Regions from separate parts of the Mus musculus genome. Here region 1 is linked to region 2. The links are chromatin loops, found by intact Hi-C in ENCODE. Cell type or tissue: left cerebral cortex. All regions are shown on one strand. Each heading gives the region's core, and the rest is flanking DNA. Links, peaks and the distances in the headings are about the cores only. Region 1 overlaps Cped1 (cadherin-like and PC-esterase domain containing 1). Region 2 overlaps Tspan12 (tetraspanin 12).

What was found. Hi-C counts contacts between places; a loop is a spot of excess contacts. Peaks named below come from ENCODE experiments on the same cell type or tissue, not always from the same donor. Only the 100,000 strongest peaks of a DNase experiment are listed, where the experiment ranks them.
Region 1: a loop joins it to region 2, with 6 times the contacts of the local background. A loop is called at or near these places in 37 of 42 quality-filtered maps.

What each region holds. Positions count from the first base shown.
Region 1 is chr6:22,067,042-22,075,380 of GRCm38, reverse strand. All of the region lies in intron 4 of Cped1 (cadherin-like and PC-esterase domain containing 1), which reads right to left. Among named protein-coding and RNA genes, the nearest start is that of Cped1, 85 kb to the right of the region's middle. In left cerebral cortex, for the core only: a CTCF peak has its summit at 3,762 (motif pointing right); a DNase peak (open chromatin) is centred at 4,023; H3K4me3 peaks cover 621 bases; H3K27ac peaks cover 544 bases.
Region 2 is chr6:21,790,476-21,798,814 of GRCm38, reverse strand. It overlaps Tspan12 (tetraspanin 12), which reads left to right. Exons shown (of 9, transcript NM_173007.4): 8 at 3,094-3,237. Among named protein-coding and RNA genes, the nearest start is that of Gm30270, 58 kb to the left of the region's middle. In left cerebral cortex, for the core only: a CTCF peak has its summit at 3,668 (motif pointing left); DNase peaks (open chromatin) are centred at 2,194 and 3,657.

The DNA.
Region 1 (8,339 bases), core at 229-8,228, 280 kb before region 2:
GATCTAACTTTTCTTTCCTAAATGACTTTACAAAATTCTCAGTATACTTTAGTCCTGAGAGTCTGAGTTGGCTGTAAGGCATGTATTCCCCACTAGAATTTTCTTAAGTTGATTTGTGTTGACACACTAGAGGTTTCTCTCTTTCCAGTTTTGCTTTTAGGTGTGAGCCATGTCTTGTATGGTTAAGGAGTTTCACCCACCGACAGCTTAAAAGTGTTTCAGTGGCTCACGCATAGCAAAATGCTCTATTAAAATCTGTCCAATGGGTAACAGTTTCTTTCATTAAGGTCTTCATTGGCACCTTGGCACTCTCTTCTTTTGCCCTTGGCCACTTTAGGTTTACGAATACATTGTATTATTGGGAAATTTAAAATATCATTTTGTGGATTGGACCTTGTATTTTTATAGCCAGCTGTGATTATAGTTGAAAGTTCTTTCTCTTGGGTGACACAGCACTATTCTAAAACTGGCTGTAGACTGACCAACGCTGAGTGGAGGAGAAGGCTAAAGAAACTGAAGCATTTGCAAAACACGAAACAGAAGACGAAGAACAGATTCAGTTCACTTAAACACATCATCTTTCTTAGTAATTCTATTTAGAGTCAGAGTAAACATTCCTGTGACAGAAATATTTGGATTACTGGGTCATGAATAGTGATGGCTTCATACTTGAAAAATAAGTACAGCCCTGCATCTCAACTCCATTCTAGAGAAATTTGTTTGTTGAGTCCAATTGTGACACTTAAAGTTCAGTGATGTTAAGCACATCGAATTCCAACATCAAAAGGGGGATAGGGAAGAAGGGAGGGAGGGAAGAAAGGAGAGAGAGGGGAAGGGGGAGGGGGGAGAGGGGAGAGGGGAGAGAGAGAGAGAGAGAGAGAGAGAGAGAGAGAGAGAGAGATCCTATTTCCCAACTTTCTCTCCCCTTTTTACAGTCTACAGTCAGTGAGAGATGCTGTGGAATGAGTCTGCTCCAATAGTACTGCAATGTGTGTGACTTGACTTGAAGAACTGTGAGTGAGGTCTACCAGCAAGGAATCACCCTTAAATTAAAATGAGGTGGATAGCAAGAGAAGTGCCATGTAGCAGGATGACATAAAATTAAGGGCAGCTTTCAGTTCAGTGTTTTGTATTTGATAGACTACTTTTCTATAGACCAGTGTTTTTTCAATCTTTCTACTTCAGTGACACTTTAATACAGTTCTTCATGTTGTAGAGACCCTAATCATAAAATTATATTTTTGTTGCTACTTCATAACTGTAATTTTCCTATTATGAATCATAATGAAAATATTTTTGGAGATACAAGTTTGCTAAAGGGGTTGCTACACGTTGAAAACCACAGATCTAGGGTATACATATGTTTATATGGAGGGCTTTGTCCATATGTGTCTATATGGGTGTCTTCTCTCATTTTCTGACTTGTTTTTAGAGACAAGGGTTCTTACCGAACTTTGATCTCACCAATCGGCTAGACTAGCTATCTGGTATAGCTTTAACTGTCTACTTAACACAACCTAGAATTACCTAGGAAGAGAGTCTTAAATGAAGAATTAACAAAATCAGGTTGGGTTAAGGTCACGATTTTAGGGGTCCTGTCTTGATTGCTTAATTGATATAGGAAAACCCAGCCCACTGTGAGCAGTGCCATTCTCTAGACAGGTAGTCCTGAATAGTATGAGAGAAGAGAAAGCTAGCCTAGAGCAAGGAAGGAAGGAAGGAAGGAAGGAAGGAAGGAAGGAAGGAAGGAAGGAAGGAAGGAAGGAAGCAAAGACCCATGGGTTTGACCTTTCTTCTCTTGACTGTGAATGTGATCTTTAAATTCCTGACTTGACGTCCCCACAATATGAATTGCAACAGTGAATTGTGAGCCAAATAAACCTCTTTCCATATGTTATTTTTAATCACAGTAATAAAAATAAAACTAGACCACTGTGGTGGTTTCAATAAGAATGGTCCCATTGGCTCATATGTTTGAATGTTTAGTCACCAGGTTGTGGGACTACTTGAGATTAGAAGGATTAAGAGGTGTGGCCCTGTCAGAAGAAGTACGCCACTTGGGATGAGCTATGAGGTTTCAAAAGCTCACTCTACGCTATCTGCCTGTAAAAGAGGATGTAGCTCTCAGCTTTTTCTAAGGCCATCAGTACTGCCATACTCCCACCATGCCCCCATCATGATAATGGGTTGACCCTCTGGATCTGCAAGCAAGCTGCCAATTAAATGCTTTCTTTTATAAGAATTGTATTGTTCATGATGTTTCTTCACAGAATTGGAACACTGACCAAGACAAGCTCTTTGCAATATAGTGAAAAAAAATATTTAATGCCCATAAACTTCTCATTGTACACGTATAACATGCAGTATTCAAAGCAATTTAAAGATATGAACCCAGTCCTTCCAGGCCCGGAAGGTGGTGCTATTATACCAGAGAGGCCCAGACCTGAAGCTGCTGTTTGCACTCATAGGAGACTCACCCTTGACCTCTCATCCTTAACTCCAAATATGTGACTACAGCATAAAGCTTCCCACGGTAGGCCTTCCTTTTGCTTGGCAGAGATATCGATAGCTTGAGCAGTTGAGTCTAGTATAGTCACATGAGAAAAGGGGTAATAAGATAAGGTATAAGGGGATCCCTAGAAGATCTCATATAAGCAAGTAGTGAGGCCTGGAGAGTTTTCTCGCTCAAGGCTAGCAATTCTGGTCTGCTGTTGAGTTTCCTAACAAAACCAAACCATCTTCTGCCTGTTGTAAGTGCACATTGCAGTGCTTAATCATAATGCCCATGAGCACTCTATCAGGAGGATTGTGTTATCTGATGACATAATAAAAGCAGAATGAGTAACTAAATGTAATCTCCTCTTAGATCCAGCCATAATAGTTTCTTCCAAATAAATTCTTCCTTAGTTTGGATAATATAATCAGCCTAAAAAATCCAGAATAGTGGTGTAGCAGGAGATATGGATCTGAACATGAGTGCATCTACCCCATAAATAATTATGTGAGGTTAAAGAGGGGCTAGATACAGTCAGTGTCTAATATATAAGTAAGGATTTAATGCTATGTCTTATTAATTTTTTAGGGTAGCTTATCTATAAAACTACCCTGGCATATGAACCCTTACAAAGTCCTGCCAATTTATATTTAAAACAAGCCTCATAGGCAAGCCCGCCTGCATGCCACCACACTCCTGGCCGTGATGATCATTGACTAACTTTCTGACATTGTCAACCAGCCCTAAATTAAATGCTTTATTATACAAGTGTCCCTGGCTGTGGTGTCTCCTCACATCAATAGAACCGTAACTAAGAAACCTTATATGCAACGCATACAGATTTATAATAAAGCTTGCCATACAAAGCATTTTATAACGACCACATGAAGAAGGAAAAATCAATAAAATCATTTCCACTTTATAAGTCTAAAAGAAGGCCAAATGGAACTATTTTACCTAGATTTCCTTACAGCTGAGTGAACACCGAATGAGACCTCTCCTTCTGGTTCCTAGGACTCCTGTCTCCCTGCAGGTTTGAATTGCTGTCAGGGCTTGCATTCTCACAAAAGTGGTTGAGTGAGACACATCAGGCAAGAAGATCCCCTCACTTAATATGGGTGAATTCCTTGCTTTGTCATTCTGGGACAAGGTGACCCTTTGGAATGCTATACTGTGGGCTCCAGGCTCCTTTTCTTTAGTAAAAATGACAAAAAAAAAAAAAAAAAAAAAAAAGAGGAAAAGAGAACATCCTCCATCTGACCACTAGATGGTGCTAGAAGTAGTTTTTAAAAATAGTCTCAAAAATTATATATGCGATGAATCACAGGGTTTGAAAGATGTTTGCTGTATAATAGAGTCTATGCATCTCTCACAAACAGGAGCACGTCTACCCCATCATCAAAGGGGAGAACTCCTTTCAAAGCTACTCTCTTATTCAGTTAATTACATTTCTGACAGGACAGGTGTCCTTTCTAATCACAACTCTAGCTCAGAAGGCAAGATTCTGATTCTGCGTAGGAATCTGCATGCATGTTTCATTTTCCATATGCTTTGCTGCGACTTTCGCTTTCAGTTGCTATCACGATTAGTTTTCAATGTGACATGTTGGAAGAGACCAAATGCCTGCGCCAAGGCATTAGTCTTAATAAATGTGTCTTATTATGCATACACCCTACAATGCGATGTTCTAGAGATGAGCCACAACAGACATGATCTCAGGAGCAAATCTCTGCGACATACAGCCGAGGGAGGAGGCCACGCACACGTCAGTGAATGCCTCACATTAATGGACTCTTATTTTCTAATGCTGGAGATTTGTTCAAGTCAAGTCAGTGTCCTGGTCTCTATGGCTATGAAAATGAGTGAACCCTCGAGTGTCTCGAAATTACTACTGTTTTCTTCCATAACCGTTCCAATACTGTTGAGAGCAAATATCTTTCTTTACTACCAGAAGAAGGCTAGGGGAATGCTTGATTTGAAATTCAACATCCATTGTATATCTCCCCAAACCACTGACCTCTCCCACCCCTGTGTGTTTGTGTGTGTATATGTATGTGTGTGTATGTGTACGTGCACATGTGTATATGTGTGTGTGTGTGTATCTGTATGTATTGTATGTGTTTGTGTGTGCATGCGTGTGTCTGTCTCTATGTGTGTGTATGTGTGCATGTGTGTGTACAAGCATTTGTGCACATGCATGTGTGCACATATGTGCGCATGCACATGTGTGTGTGTGCCTGTGTATATATGTGTGCGTATCTGTGTGTATGTGTGTGTGCATGTGTACATCTGTGTGTGTTTGTGTGTATATATATATGTGTGTGTGCACATGTGTGTGTGTGTATATATGTGTATGTATGTGTCTATGTATCTGTGTATATGTGTATATACATGTGCCTGTCTGTGTGTGTGCAGGTGTGTGTGCAGGTGTGTGCCATGCATCTTCCTCTATCATTTTTGAGATAGGATCACTAACTGGGCCTGGAGCTTCTCACTGGGTTTTGCCTGGTTGGCCAGAAAGCTCTGTGGATCCTACTTTTGCCCATCCTAGTCTTAGGATCACAAGCGTGTACAGCTGTGCCTGACTTTTCACATAAGTGCAAGGGGTAGGTTTTTACTGCTGTGATAAAACACCATGACCGAAAGTAACTTGGGAAGGGAAAGGTTTGTTTCAGCTTACAATTCTCAGGTCGCACTCCATCAGTTAGGAGAATCAGGGCAGGAACTCAGGGCAGGAACCTGGAGCTAGGAGATGAGGCAGGACTTCCAGGGGCCCTGCATGCAGGCTAAGAGATGCAGGAGCGGGAGAAGGAGAATCACCATGCTTCAGAAGGAGAAAAGCCACCAGTCACGTGAGATCTAGGGTAGAGTGGCCATTGGCCACTTCACCGACTGGGCCTGGGGTAGCAGGTCGGAGTTTAGAAACAGAACTAAGCTGAGGGAAGGTTTAGGGCATTGAGCTGGGACTAAAGGTAACTGAGCAACTGAAGCTAAGGGCAGATTTAGGGAGCTGAGCTAGGAGCAAAAAGAAGGGTATGACAGCCAAAGGAGGTTTAGAAGAGCCTGGCCATTGAGCTAAAGCAATATAAAAATAAGCTGGTGTGTGTGTGTGTGTGTGTGTGTCCGTCCACAGATCCAGAGGAACCCGCCAGAGGCTTAAAGTGCTGTAGCAAAGACTACATACAACAGTAGAGGTTCAGAAAGAGATCAAGGTGGAGATCTTGCGATTTTGTTCCTAAAGGCAGATGCACTTTGGATTTACTAGGTAACAACCAAGTTCTTTGTGCTCCTGTTATTCCTTTGCGTGACAGAGTAGCTGACAACGCTGCACTAAATTACAAAATAAAAGAAAAAATAGACAAAGGTCTGAATATTAGTCAAAACTACTACATTTCTTCCTTTGAAACTCTCAGGTTTTGCTTCTTTTTTTTTTCTTCGGTGTTCAGATCTAAATAAAAATATCCACCAAAGTCCGCTGCAATCCAGACAGGGGCTCTTCCTCGCTGGTCTAGGTTTAGTCGCTGTGTCTCACACATCCTCACTCTCCTTTGTATGGTACATGCATAAAAGAAACACAACAGTTAGCGAGATTCATTTCCTCTGGCTTGAAGGCAGAATCACTGAAATGAAGAAACTGCCTGGGGAACTAACCAATGAGAAGAACAGAAGAAACCTGGGAGAGATACAGAGAGAGGCTTCTCACCATTGATTTCCTGCTCCATCCTTGGGCTGTCAGCACTGAGATGCTCCTCCAAAGAAACACTGAGAACACATCTGAAGAGGACAAACTGCAAGCCTGCCTGAGAGAAGTGCTCCAACCTGCCTACATAAAGACCAACCAACAACCCGAGAAAGGGCTCAATTGTCTGCTGCTGCTGCTGTTGTAGTGTTTTTTAGTTTGTTTTTGTTTTTGTTTTGTTGTCTTTGTTTTTCGGAGCATTGAGGTAGAAAGACCTTTGGCTACATGGGAAAGCTCCCACAAGCAGTTTCTGCTGCTGGAGATTTGTTTATAGCTTTCTAGCATACATGTGGATAGGAATCTAATACTTCTTATTTTAAAAAAAATGGCTACAACTTGAAGGAATGAGATGGCTTCCCTACTTCTCTGGCTCTTGGTTTCTGACCTGTAGCATTAGATCAATAGTTACATCACAGTGAGGAAGTAGGTAAGCCAGTCTGCATTGGCAAACCCCTCTGATGATTGGCAGGGCTCTCCAGCCATTACTCCAACACTCTCCACTAACGACCTTTCCATTTTCAATAATCTTTAACATTCAAAACGGTGGTGATGATTACGTTGTATCACTTTCCTCTCCCGTGGCTGCTGCAAAAGGTCTCACAAATGCAACTTAAGATGGACAGGTTTCATGGAAGGAGTTACAGAGAAAAAGTTTGGAGCCGAGACGAAAGGATGGACCATCTAAAGACTGCCATATCCGGGGATCCATCCCATAATCAGCTTCCAAACGCTGACACCATTGCATACACTAGCAAGATTTTGCTGAAAGGACCCTGATATAGCTGTCTCTTGTGAGACTATGCCGGGGCCTAGCAAACACAGAAGTGGATGCTCACAGTCAGCTATTGGATGGATCACAGGGTCCCCAATGGAGGAGCTAGAGAAATTACCCAAGGAGCTGAAGGGATCTGCAATCCTATAGGTGGAACAACAATATGAACTAACCAATCACACCCCCCCCCCCCCCAGAGCTGGTGTCTCTAGCTGCATATGAATCAGAAGATGGCCTAGTTGGCCATCAGTGGAAAGAGAGGCCCATTGGTTGTGCTAACTTTATATGCCTCAGTACAGGGGAATGCCAGGGCCAAGAAGTGGGAGTGGGTGGGTAGGGAAGTGGGTGGGGGAGCATGTGGGGGACTTTTGGGATAGCATTGGAAATGTAAATGAAATAAATACCCAATTAAAAAAAAAGATTTATTTATTTATTTTATATAAGCACACTGTAGCTGTCTTCAGACACACCAGAAGAGGGCATCAGATCTCATTATGGATGGTTGTCAGCCACCATGTGGTTGCTGGGATTTGAATTCAAGACCTCTGGAAGAGCAGTCAGTGCTCTTAACCACTGAACCATCTTTCTAGCCTACAAAGTGTTTTCTTTTGAAAATAATTTAATAAGAAGTAGTTTGCTCAATGTCCCATCACTTGCAAATGGCAGAGAGAGGTTTTTTTGTTTTGTTGTGTTGTTTTGTTTTTTAATGCAGATATACAGTTTCCCCAACACCTTTTGTTGAAATAGTTCTTTTCCTTTACAATAAAAGTCTGAGCTTTTGTTGCAAGTCTTCTGATCATCTTTATGGGAGTTTATGTGTTCTGTGATCGAGCTGATGATCTGTGTCTCTTTAGGAATTATGGTTTTATAGTTATCAGAAATCAGGAATCTGAGACCTCTGTGTTTTGTATGGCTTTTTTTCTTCTTCCCAATTTCCAGATTGTATTGGCTATTTAAGGCTCTTTGAGATTCTATACACATTTAGGCTAGATTTTCCTGTTTCTGCACAAAAGGCCACTATGGTGCTGATGATAGGATCAGCAGATCACCTTAATATTACAGACTTTTAAAAAATAAGCATTAAGCCTTTTACACAATAAACATGGGATGGACGGGTTTACTTTGGCTTTCCGTTTAAGGGTACAGCCTATGGGGTAGCAGCAGGTGTGTAAGGTCACAGCTCCCATGGCACCCACAGTAAGGAAATAGAAAGAGATAAATGCTCGTGTCCAGCTGCCTTTCTTCTTGCCATTCAGGATGGAGGCCCAGCTGGGAGACAGTGACACCACATTCAGAGTGGATCTTCCTTACTTAATAAACATCCTCACAGAACT
Region 2 (8,339 bases), core at 180-8,179:
TGGCTTTGTGCCACTCTTGCTGAGATGGCGAAATTATCAGTGTCACACAGATTTCCTGATATTCCGTTGCTTCCTGACTTTGTTTGTTTGTTGCACAATTAGACTGAAAACAACCCCGTGAAAAGACGTGTAAAGCACCAGGGCATTTATAGAAGGCTGTGTTCAGGAACTGCCCCTGCTAGAGCTCCCAGAATCTTTATTTTTCTGGAACTTAGAATGCAAACTGTGGTAACCCAGGTTGAGAAATAGCGAACCCTTTTTCCTTCTTTCAGGGCTCCACCTCCATGGACCATAAACAAGTGCTACAAATGCTATATCCTGGCTTCACTTGAAATATTCTCTCTTACCTCACAATTCTAGTTTGCATAAAAAGAGTGGCGAATCCGTCCAAATATCCAGAAGGCATTCAAAGCCCTTTATTAGTCTGGCAGGACTGCCACACTGAAGTATCACACGTGCGGTCACTCAGGACAAGTGTCTGTTCACTCTTCTGGAGGCCGAATGTTCAAGAGTGTCAGTATTGATGCTCTTTGAAGCCTCTTCCTTTGGCATGTAAAAGCCTTCGTCCCATGTCCTCCCATTGTCTTGTCTTTATATGTGTCCATGTTTAATTTCCTCTTCCTATAAGGATATCATTCATACCTGATTAAGCCCATGCTGTTGACCTTATTTTAGATTACTTACCTTTCCAGTGGCTCTCTTGACATGAACAATCTCATAAGTACAGGGGTTAGAATTTTAACATAAAAATTTAGAATGGGAGAGACAACTCAGCCTAGGACAATTTTTCTCCTCTACAATAAACACACCTTTGGAACTCATTTGTTGTGGTCCTGCACGTGGGCTGTAACTGAATGGATCTTGCATAATTCTTAGTGACGCTCCCTAATACCTTATTTTAAACATAATTTTTCAATAAAAACATATATATCTAATGGTAGCGCTTGTGTAAGCTTTGGAATCATAGTTGCTGCCATTTTCTGACTGATCAGAAAGTCCCTTCACCTATTGAGGGGCTCAGTTTATTTATATGTAAAAATAATGATTCTATGAATTTATGAAATTCCTAGGCAAATGGATGGACCTGGAGGGCATCATCCTGAGTGAGGTAACCCAATCACAAAGGAACTCACACAATATGTACTCACTGATAAGTGGATATTAGCCCAGAAACTTAGGATACCCAAGATATAAGATACAATTTGCTAAACGCATGAAACTCAAGAAGAACGAAGACCAAAAAATAAATAAATAAATAAATAAAAATAATGATTCTATTGTGTTTTCTAGAGCTTAACATAGCATCAGCTTGGAGCAGAGCTACCTTGAAATGAACCTGTTGTCTTCTTGGCAGGTAGTGACAGAGCACAGACTTGAGCTGGTGTAATACTGAGTTCACTCACCTTCAGGAGGTTCAGAAAGCCTTCGTACAGATCCACAGCCCTCTGTGGATAGGCTCTGAAACAACTCCGTAGGAAAGAACGGATGTCAGCAGCTCTTTAACAATGTTGGCACTGAACACAGCATGTTCAAGTTATTTGGAAAAGCCACTGCTATGGAAGTCTTCATTTCCTGACAGAGCCAGATAAATGGGCTGCTCCATTGTGACTGGAAGTAGGGTGCTCTGAGAATGGCCCTGGCTTGCCGCTTAGAAAGGCTTGCCCCTCTAAGAAATGGGGAAAGACAGTTTTCTCTGGGTAAAAGACTTTTAAAATAGTGACCTCAAAATGCGATCATTTAAAATATTTAGGAAGTGGAGTCTTTAAAGATGCGCTTTATTTTCAGGACTCCCAATACTTTGTGTCAGAATCTCTGACGTTTATGCTAACCTTGTGGTGCTACGATGTTGCGTAGTTGTGACGTTTGTGATACACCCACGCTTTCTAAACACTACGGAAAATGTCTTATAAGTTTCTCAAAACTCTTAGTATTAAGAGCTTATCACTCAAGGTGCTTTTGTGATGCCGCTTTATATTTAAATCATAAGCTCTTTAAATCATAAGCGTTTCAGGCAAGTGAGTGGAAATGTCCCAAGTACACTGAGCATTTTCCTCGCTTGCTGTTGCATGAGGAATTCGGAATCCTTCCAAGTTGGTTTTGGTTAAGCTTTGAAATGGCGCTGGATTGTGATATTTTATGATTCCGTGTTAATCTTGAGCACGGATTGGTCTCCTGGGCGAAGTAATTTGCATAACCATCCCTCTTGGCAGGGTTCTTCTCCGTGACTGCCCATATTCCTTCCTTCCGACTGTCTAGAAGAGGATTTCTCTGTTATCCAAGGGCAAAGCTGTCCTGATCACAGTTGCTTTTTCTAAATCCAGGCTGCACATGCCTTCAAGCCCTGTTTGTAAGCCTTCATCAGCGTTTCTGACAATCTTTGGTGAAGCACAACTGAAAGTGTTCTTAACAAGGCTTAGCGCCAGACAAGCTCGCATTCTTAAGTTCAGCTACATTCAAGCTAGGCATGCCATTATTTTTCTGAGATTATAATGATATAATATGCTAGCTTATCAGGAACCTCACTCTCCTGGGTAATAATAAGTCAAACAAATATCTATTTACAGAATTTTTGCCTTGATTAAGGAAACCAAGATGGCTGGCTACCTTTGAGATGTGAGTTTCAGTCAACAAGTTTTTGGTTTTTTTATTTCCATGGAATTTGTGGAAACTTTCATCACAATAGTTGAATTTTTAGTTATACTAGTGAATAGATAATAAGCAAAATGGTTAGCTACTCTCTGCTGACTAGAAGTTAATGATAATGAAAGACTAGCTATTGAATTTGTAAGTGTGGTTGACAATTCTTTCATCGCTGTGATCATCTGCAAAACATCTTGAAGTTGGAGACTGTGACACCGACTTGCTTTTAGGAGGGGTGGGTGTCACAGGTCAGAACTGTTCCATTATGGAATGGTGAGTTTGCTGTTCCTGTATGATGTTTTCATCCCCAAGATAGAATGCACAGACATCTCCGGCTGATGAGGGACGTTTAACTCAGTCCAAACATTTAAGACATCAGCTCTCTCAATTCTATTAGGTTAAACAGAAGCTGTTCTGTGTCGTTTCTAAGTGTGACTGGTGATTCTGTTCTAGTTTAAGTGCTGTGGAGTGGTGTACTTCACTGACTGGTTGGAAATGACAGAAATGGACTGGCCTCCCGACTCCTGCTGTGTCAGGGAGTTCCCAGGGTGCTCCAAGCAGGCTCACCAGGAAGATCTCAGTGACCTTTACCAAGAGGTAAGACCATGCGTGGGCATCATATCCCGGACAAACGTCCCAAAACACTCTTCAACACTATGCTGATTAAATTTCCACTTTTTGTGTATATCATTAGACCTCATTTTTCTTTTATCTCTGATACATGATTTTTTAAAAAGTGAAAAATCACAGTAACCATATTTCAACAAACAGGATTGAGAAAGACCTAGTTCATTAATTGAATTTTATCTTTTTTTTTAATAATCACTCTCATTAATTAGATTTTACACTTTAACGCCTACAGCCGGATCCTATTGTGCTCTTCTAGAGCTCTTGAAAATAGGCACGTGCAGATCATGCAGCTAACGGGTTCTGTGCGGGAAGCCTGGGCAGACTGGTTTAGGGCCTTGATGTAAGAGAGACAAAACTCTCCTGAGAAAATTATGTGAGCCGCTCTCTGGTTCCCCCTGCTGGTAGTAACCGGTAATCTCAGTTTTAGTTTGCTGAAACATTTTACTGGGTTTAAAAATCAATCATTTGGTGCCCCCCAAATTCACTTATTGTGCATTCTTCCAGGACTCAGTTGCTCTTTCGTAGGAATTTTTATGTTCCTTTGTCCTTAGGTGTTTCACAGTGAGTAATGGGATACCATTCTCAAGTTAAAATGTAAAGTTTATCTGTAAGCTGGGCTACAGAGATGGCTCAGTGAAATGGTTAAAAACATTACTTACTGCTCTTACAGAGAACTGGGGTTTAGCTCCTAACGCTCACTTTGTGTCTAAAAACTATAACTCCACCTTTAACTCTAGTTCCAAGGGATATGGCACCTCCTCTGATCTCTATAGGCTCCTGCACACACATGTATACACCTAAAATGAGGCACACACAACACACACACACACACAAGTTAATTAAAGTTTTGCTGAAAGTTACAGTAGCCACTGGCTATGCGTGATTATTTTCATTAAATTAGATTGAGTACTTAAATTTTCATTTCTTAAGCCGGGCGGTGGTGCACACCCAGCGCTCAGGAGGCAGAGGCAGGCGGATTTCTGAGTTCAAGGCCAGCCTGGTCTACAAAGTGAGTACTTAAAATTTCATTTCTTAAGCCGGGCGGTGGTGCACACCCAGCGCTCAGGAGGCAGAGGCAGGTGGATTTCTGAGTTCAAGGCCAGCCTGGTCTACAAAGTGAGTTCCAGGACAGCCAGGGCTACACAGAGAAACCCTGTCTCGAAAAAAAAAAAAAAATCATTTCTTCAGTTTCACTAACTACATTTCTACCTGTGGACGTGCACTCATGGAACACTGCTGAACACTTTGGGCTAAATCTAAATATTTAGACTGCTTATAATAGAATAAGAATATGTTTCTATGATATGTTTGTAGTAATAACACATGCATGTGTGTGTGTGTGCATGTGCGAGAGTGTGAGTATGAACTGTGTATATACATCCAGGCACACATGCACTAAATGTGTGCATATAAAGGCAGAGGAAGCTTCTGGCATCTATCTGTCTCTCCTAACTCGAGCACTGGGAGTGCAGATGTGTGCTGCTATGCCCAGCATTTCTGTGGGTGCTGGGGATTTGAACTCAGGCTCTAATGTTTGTATAACAAATAAGTACCCGCTGAGCCATCTCTCCCACTGCACCTCAGGACTTTAAAAATAGATGCCTTTTATGTGCCTGAGGAGAATATACCCCCACCCCACCCACATACTTGCCCACTTTTTTTTTAAAGGCTGCCTTACGAAGTCAGTAGTAGAGATACACACTTTATTCTGCACACTATCTGATATGAATTAATCTGAATGTTGCAAGCTGAGTGGCTTCAACAACAGAAACAGGTTTGCAGTTTGACAGAGTAGAAATTCAAGATCTCTATGCTTACAAGGTCAGGTCAGCTCCTTCAAAGGCTGGGAGGAAGGGCTCATTGACTGCCTCTCCTCCCGTTTCTTGTAGAAATGTTTTCCTGGTCTGTTTTTCTCTTCGTATGGTATTTTCCATGTGTGTTTCTGTCTCCAAATGTCCCCAGACAGGTCACCTTGGAGCCCAGTGTTCTGCAGTTTGGGTTCATCGTCGCTTCATTACATCTTCAACAACCCAGTTGTTATAAAATCAGAGCCGTGAGGAAAATAGATTAAACATAAATTTTGTGAGGACACACACAGTGTAACCTATAACCAGAATTGTCGAAACAACTGAATAGCCCTGCTTGTTTATTTTAAAAGATAATAAAAATATGTACTGAAATTCCTCACATTACTGAAGACTCTGAATCCAATAGCTTGGCTTTTATTTCTTTGAACATGCTATGATGCACTTGGCTTCAGTAGCACAAAGGATGCATCAGATACAGTTAACTCAACACAACATGGTAGAGTCAGAGTTCCAGGTTCCTCAGTGACTATGCTCAGGTGAAAGGCCGGCATCTCTGTTGTCTAGTGGATATTGTAGAACATGAGGAAGTGCAAGCAAGCCATGAGTTTTATTTTTTTTTAGGTATTTATTTCATTTACATTTCCAATGCTATCCCAAAAGTCCCACACACCCTCCCCCACCGACTCCCCCACCCACCCACTCCCACTTCTTGGCTCTGGCCAAGTTCCCCTGTACTGAGGCATATAAAGTTTGTACAACCAATGGGCCTCTCTTTCCACTGATGGCCGACTAGGCCATCTTCTGATACATATGCAGCTAGAGACACGAGCTCCCGGGGGGTACTGGTTAGTTCATATTGTTGCTCCACCTATAGGGTAGCAGATTCCCCCCAGCTCCTTGGGTACTTGCTCTAGCTCCTCCATTGGGGGCCCTGTGATCCATCCAATAGCTGACTGTGAGCATCCACTTCCCCACAATCAGCTTCCAAACTCTGACACCATTGCATACACTAGCAAGATTTTGCTGAAAGGACCCTGATATAGGAGTCTCTTGTGAGACTATGCCGGGGCCAAGCCAGGATTTTTTATGCTACAAAACACAGGACTCAATACTTCTGCAAGTGTTAAATGGAAACTACTCTGGAGATTTTTATAACATTATAACTTACTCTTATTCATTAAAAGAATAGGTGATTACAGAATGTGTGTGTGTGTGTGTGTGTGTGTGTGTTGAATGTTCCTAGTATAAATTTTGCTCATTGGCTAGTTTTGAGAAACAGCAAGTCAACATTGAAAGTTAGCACTTCTACCACTGTGGGTGAGTTTCTGCCTTGGTGCTAATGATGTGTTAGAAGAATGGCTGAGATCCTAGTACCACCGCACACCTCTTCAGAATATGAATGCAGACCATCTCTCTTCATTTTTACTTTATTTAGCTGAAAATTATTCATTTTTATATTTTATATAATTTTCTTCTGGTAACACTCAATTCACTTTTCCCGGAGTGGCTTAGACTGTGCTTTCTAATGCTCTGTAATGGGATTCTTTCTGCCGATGGTTTCTTTCTAGACTGCCTAATGGAAAAAGATCGGAGGAAGCCACATTGTTGTACATGTGCTAAATGATAACCCAGATTAATTTAAACACTTTCAATAGTCAGCCGATGTGGACAACTGTAAATTGATTTCAGACACAGACCTCTGGTTAGGTTGGTTGTATCAGAGCAATCTGCTTTGGAATTTTACAAGGAGCAACTGATGCTGATATTAGTACAGTTGATGATGATAACAGTACAGTTATATGCATAATTGACTTTCAAAAGGGGATCATTTAGTAGCTTTATGGCTCAAGTACGATTAGGTCCATAATTAAAAAATAAGCATTCTGAGATCATCCGCCTGCAAAATGAGTGTTTAAATGGCAAAATGAGTGACTAAGAACTGGAGGCTTTGACAGGATTCTTCTGAAGTTGTGGAAATGCAAGGAAAACATATTCGATGTCTTCGAATATCTCAAAATTTCTAATTCAGATCAGGAACGAAGCCCACGCAGCACTGCACCAAGGGCCAGAAGTTACAGGAAGGGAATTTTGCATCAAAGGAAGGAAGACCTTGTTCATCAAAATCTGTCCAATCATGAGACAGGCTATCTTGTAAGCCAGTGTCTCATTGCTAAAAATATTAAAAGTCAAGGTCGGGTAGCCATGTCAACAGGTGCTGTGGAACAGGCTTTTAAATTAAGAGTGACTCTGTAACAGACGGACTTCAAGGCCTCTTTATCTTCCATATTCTCTAAGCTCTGAGATAAGGACCCGATTTCTTCCTACACTCTTTCTTCAGAAGTCTGAAATCAGGGAAATAAATCATTTGCAACCATCTGGTGGCCTGCCCGGTTCCCCTGACCCAATAATATTTTATGACACGTTTTGAAACCTTTGAAAAATGATAGAACAGAAATATAGCAACAACTGCACATTGTAGAAATATCCTCACCAGAGGTGCATTGAGGGTTGGCATGGAAACCCTTGAACGTCCACAATCATCAGCGTGTACCCTTGAATAAAAGAATAGGCTTATTATAATTTCATGTGTGACTATCTCTGCCTCTCACTTTGCTTTTGTGTATTTTGTAACTGTCCTGGGTTCCACACCCAGTGTAGAACGTTGTGACAAAATCCTTTCTGGTAGCTTAAAGGACAGTAGTATAGACATTTAGCAACAACAAGAAAAAGACAATTACAGAAAAAAACAACAACAACAAAAAACAAACCACAGGGCAGTAAGCTCTTGCAAGTCTTTACTCAGTAATAGGGTGAGGCTCTCTAGCTGAGGGTGCTTCCTGAGATGGGATGAGGCTGTCTTGAAAGGTAGAATTTTAACAGAATTGGAGATAAGGACTCAGCTGTGCAAAGACTGCAAAGAGTATTTTTGGCTTAGGGAATTGCAAGTACCAAAGTTCAGGTGGCCGGGGCCAGTGCTCCCTGGATTCCTGGTACCCCGTTCTTGGGAAGTGTCTGCATCACTGTGTTTTTAGATGCAGGGTGTCAGACTCAGGCTCAGCCAGGCTTCAGACTTAGAAATGGGGTTGGTGAGATTCAGTGCGCTGCACCTCTTCTTTCTCTAGTTACAAGGGTGCAATGTTTAGGCTTGACCTGGAGGAGACAGACAGACAGACAGACAGACAGACAGACAGAGACAGAGACAGACAGAGACATAGGAAGAGGGGGAGGGAGAGGGAGAAAGAGAGGGAGCAGTGGAGGAAG